Regions from separate parts of the Mus musculus genome. Here region 2 is linked to region 1. The links are chromatin loops, found by intact Hi-C in ENCODE. Cell type or tissue: left cerebral cortex. All regions are shown on one strand.

Region 1 (2,500 bases):
ATCCTCATCAGAGCCCTCAGACTGCAGGTCCTCCACCATGGAGCGCAGGGGTCCTGAGGGCAAATGGAGGGGAGAGCTGAGCCTCTGGCTGCCTCCCCCAGGGCCACCCCAGACTCATCACCACCTGTGGGGTCCCTCTGGCCAACAGCAGGTTCCCCACCCCTACCTTCCTGGCCTTCCTCATAGGCTTCAGGTTCCTGGTCTGCTAGTGGCCTGTAAGATCCCTCCATCACAGCAGCCAAAGGCTCAGAACCCAAGTGGGCCAGCAAGGACCAGAGTCCCCGCACAGCCTGCACCCCTCTGTGAGGATGCCCAGTATTTCAGTAGCCCTACATGGTGCTCTGGTCCACCGTCCTCCCTTTTCTCCAGAGGCACCCAGTTCCAGTCCCCTACAGATGGCATCTTGGTTTATATTCCTGTTGCCAAGGCAACAGAGGGACACAAAGCCCTCAATTACCTTGGTCACATGATGTCGATTCAGCTGGTTCCCTATCCAGCAGATAAAAACCTTGGAGAGTATAGGCTTCAAGAATGCCATCCCCCAGCCAAGCTCCTGCCCCCCGAAAAGGCTGACACCATGGGAGGCAGGCAAAGGTTCCTCTGAGGCTGGTTACAGTAGCCAGCCTAGTTTCCAGTCCCTCCCTGGGGAGAACCACTAGAGTAGCCAGGCCCAGCACACAGGCTGCCATTTGATGGGCTGGCACAGGGTGGGCCTGCACTGCTGAGTGAGTCTATCAGAAGGAAGTAGGTTTCTATAGCTGCAGGTCTTTGAACCCCAGGGACTGAGCAGGCTTCTGGGCGAGCACAAGTACTTGCCATTTACAAATCCTAGACCACCAGGAGCTGACAGCGTGGGCCTCTACTGCCTCCTGGGTGTTGAGGTCAGCACAGGGGAAAGGAATGCCAGCCCAAAGGAGGGTCTGGCCCAGGGGCACTCAGCCCAGGGGTGCAAACCCAGGCTCAGTCTTTCTGAAGCAACAGGCAGACCAGACCTAGCCTGATCCTCTCCCTGGCTCATTTGTGCTCCTCCCTAGGCCAGGCCTACTGCCTTGCCTCCACTCCTGTGTCTCCTACCTCTACCCCTTCTACCAGCTCCAGCTCCCCTTCGGACCCACCTTGGCTGTGGTTCTGAGACGGCTCAAAGTCTGAGTCAGAGCTGGAGTCAGAGCTGGAGCTGGCATTAGCTGGGCTTGACTGGGCCGACTTCAGCCCACGCCAGGGCAGCACAAGAGGGAAAGAAGAGATTGTCATCTTGCAGGTCAGAGGAGGGGGTAATGAAGGGGCCAAACAGTTCAAGGCACCCAGGATAGCCTTCTGCCCCAGCTCACATAGAGCCTGAGGCTGGTGAAGACAGGAAACACAGAATTCTCAGTAAAGCTGCCTGCCTTACTGGGGGTTCAGACAATGACCAAAAGCCCAAATCCTACCCAAGCCTCACCACCACCCACCAGCCGCACAGGAGTGATGGCAGGACTGTCTGCCACAAACACCATGGAGCAGGGCACACCTTAACTGGTCTTCCTGTAGCTGCACAGGGATGAACTTAGCCACCAGGGGGCAGTGACAGCCTGGACATCACACAAGGCAGGAGGCTTCCACTGTGTGAGTGAGCCCTTCAGTGAATACTGGGAGGCAGGTGTGTGTGTGTGCGTGTGCGTTTGTGTGCGCATGACATGTGGTGTGTGAAGTGCAGTGTGTGCACTGTGTGTGGTGTGTGCTGTAGCATGTGTGTTACACATGGTGTTGGGGATGTGGCCATGACACACACACAGTTGTTACAGATACCAGCAGGTGGGATGCGAACAAGCAGCAGGGACAGCTGAGCTTAGCCCTGGGGCAGAGTGGCTACAGCCCTTCTCTTCCCCGGGTCACAGGGTCGGGTGGGAATAGGACATGCCCACTGTGGGAGAGCCCAGGATCCAGAGCTAGTCAGCCCTCAGCCCTGCCCAGAACAAGGGATAGGGAAGTGCTTGCCTACAAAAGACTTTAGCTTGGGCAAAGCGGCCTGCCTGGGAGGGAACATTCCAGACTGAAGGAAGAAACTGCCCTATGCAGGGCTCACTGGAGCCCAGCCCACTGGAGCCCAGCTGTGTGTGTATGGCTTCTTCTCACTACCTTCCTACTGGTCAGCGGGAGTGCTGAGGGAACCTGCCCTAGGCACCCATAAGTCTGCCCACTGTGAAGTTCTCAGGGTAGAACCTCACAGACCAGTCCTGGAGCCAAGGCACCCTCCCTTGCACACACCCAACCTCTTAGTTTTCCCTGGGCACAAAGTGATGAAAAACGGCTGCTATCTGGCATTGCTCCAGGTCAGGGCAGGCTCTAGATTCAAGCCTCAATTTCCCTACCTATATGGGAGTGGCTCTACAGGTCCCTGCTTGGATCAATGTCCTACCTACTAGGCTCAGGCACAAACCAGGAGCCTCAGTGGGCTTGTGGTGGTCTGCACACCACTTGCCACCGTCTCTACAGTGACCTGAGGGGCAAGGACTAATGGAAT
Region 2 (2,500 bases), 54 kb after region 1:
CAAAGGGCGGCAGATCTTTGAGTTTAAGACTAGCCTGGTCTACAAAGAGAGTTAGTTCCAAGACAGTCAAGGCTACACAAAGAAACTTCTTCTTCTGAAAAATCAAAAACAAACAAAAAAGATAGATAAATAAATCATTCTTTTTTTTTATGAGACAGGGATTCTCTGTATAGCCCAGGACAGCCTGAAACTCATAGAGATCTACTTGCCTTTGCCTCCGGAGTGCTGAGATCAGAGGGTACATCACCACCACATGGCTTACCTGTTATTCTGTGGTGTGTTGTATGTGTGTGTAAGTAACCCACATGCTTTGATAAAAGAAGCCCATAACATGCCAGGCCCAAGGAAACAGACCTCCTATACTAAAACTAAGAGTTGAGCCATCCAGATCAGGAGTTCAAAGTAATCCTCAGCTACATGGAGAGTTTAGGGACAGCCTGAAACCCTGTTTCAAACAGAAGGAAGGAAAGATGGAAAGGGGGAGTGGAGGAGAGGAGAGAGAGATAGGGAGGAGGAGACAGAAGAGCAAAAGGCCATTTGAGGGTTTGGTGCAGGTGTAATGTCTTAGTCAGGGTTTCTATTCCTGCACAAACATCATGACCAAGAAGCAGTTGGGGAGGAAAGGGTTTATTCAGCTTACATTTCCACATTACTGTTCATCACTGAAAGAAGTTAGGACTGGAACTCAAGCAGGTCAGGGATCAGGAGCTGATGCAGAGGCCATGGAGGGATGTTCTTTACTGGCTTGCTTCCCCTGGCTTGCTCAGCCTGCTCTCTTATAGAACGGAGACTACCAGCCCAGAGATGGTCCCACCCACAAGGGGTCTTTCCCCCTTGATTACTAACTGAGAAAATGCCTTACAGTTGGATCTCATGGAGGCATTTCCTCAACTTAAGTTCCTTTTTCTGTGATAACTCCAGCTGTGTCAAGTTGACACAAAACTAGCCAGTACATGTAACTAATCCTGTCAGATCTGTCCAACATCTTCTTGCCACATGGCCCCCAATTTCCAAATAGTGAAACTAGATGCAAAGGTTAGTCTGGTTAGAGGTCCAGCCTGGGACACTAACCTGCAGGACCTGCTGACTCCCTGCATGTGCCTGCTGCTAGCGCCCTCTACTGGTCACTTTTGGTCACACCTCAGAGTCTGACTCCCCGTTTATCACATTTAATTTTTTTTTATTTGACCTTGTAGATGGTCCTTCAGGAGAATTTTTGAGACCCTGCTTTCTGATCTCCAGTGTATTCTTGTGTCTCTCAGTTTTCCGACTGTCACAAATGTCCACAGGGTCCTTTGATGCTGAGAACGTGTGATCTAGCTGGAGAAGAGCCCAGTGGCCCACTATGAGAGACCTGGCCCAGGTTAACCCTGATGCTGAGCTCACTGGGACATTCCTCTGCATAAGAGCTATAGATGGTTTTGCAAAATGAATAAATAAATAAATAAATAAATAAAAGTGGTGTATAGTAAATCATGACTATTCATCTAGAACCCTAGAAGTTAGGATAGAAGGGTGGCTGGGCAGTGGTGGCACAAGCCTTTAATCCCTGCACTTGGGGGGCAGAGGCAGGCAGGTTTCTGAGTTCGAGGCCAGCCTGGTCTACAGAGTGAGTTCCAGGAGAGCCAGGGCTACACAGAGAAACCCTGTCTCAAAAAAAAAAAAAAAAAAAAAGGGTGCTGTAATTTTGAGGCTAGCCTGTGCTACATAGTGAGTTCTGGGCCAGCCTAGGCTATTGCCTCAGCCTCCCAGGTCACACCTGGTCAGGCATGTATGGCTTCATGGTGATATTTCTATTTTTTTCTTTCTTTCTCTCTTTTCTTCTTCCTTCCTTCTTTTCCTTCCTTTTGTCCTTCCTTCCTTCCATCTTTCTTTCTTTCTTTCTTTCTTTCTTTCTTTCTTTCTTTCTTTCTTTCTTTCTTTCTTTCTTTCTTTCTTTCCTTTTTTTGAGACAGGCTCCTGTAGCCCAGGCTGGCTATGAACTCACTGTGTATCTGAGTGTGACCTTGAACTCCTGATCCTCCTGCCTCAGTCTCCTGAGTGCTGGGATAACCTTCGATTTCATAGCAGAGGAACATTGTATGTGGGGAAAAGACAAATAGAACCATCAGTACAGGTGTTCCTCACATCCCCTACCTCAGAAGCTCTTTGAGTGAGATTCTTAACTTTAGGGGATCAAACACGACGTCTTTCCCTCAGGCCCAAGTTTGCTGGCAGCGATAGCACATTCCTTTAATCCCAGCACTGGGAAGGCTGAGGCAGGTAGATCACTGTGAGTTTGGGGCCAGCCTAGTTTACAGAGAGAGTTCCAGGACAGCCAATGCTACACAGAGAGCCCCTGTTTCAAAAACAAACAAACAAAAACAAAAAAATCATACGTTCACAGTACCACCACCATCTCTTAATACTGGAACCCATCCAGGGGACACAGCTGAAGAATATCTAGGTTTGAAAATAGACAGAAGGGAGCTGGAGAGATGGTTCAGTGGTTAAGAGCACT

Evidence for each region. Peaks named below come from ENCODE experiments on the same cell type or tissue, not always from the same donor. Only the 100,000 strongest peaks of a DNase experiment are listed, where the experiment ranks them.
Region 2: a loop joins it to region 1, with 6 times the contacts of the local background. A loop is called at or near these places in 17 of 42 quality-filtered maps.

Annotation. Positions count from the first base shown.
Region 1 is chr17:56,896,265-56,898,764 of GRCm38, forward strand. Mllt1 (myeloid/lymphoid or mixed-lineage leukemia; translocated to, 1) reads right to left here. Exons shown (of 12, transcript NM_022328.2): 7 at 1,116-1,203; 8 at 1-53. Among named protein-coding and RNA genes, the nearest start is that of Acsbg3, 22 kb to the left of the region's middle. In left cerebral cortex, a CTCF peak has its summit at 1,547 (motif pointing right); DNase peaks (open chromatin) are centred at 468 and 1,560; H3K27ac peaks cover 1,306 bases.
Region 2 is chr17:56,950,009-56,952,508 of GRCm38, forward strand. No RefSeq gene overlaps it. Among named protein-coding and RNA genes, the nearest start is that of Mllt1, 16 kb to the left of the region's middle. In left cerebral cortex, a CTCF peak has its summit at 1,125 (motif pointing left); a DNase peak (open chromatin) is centred at 1,121.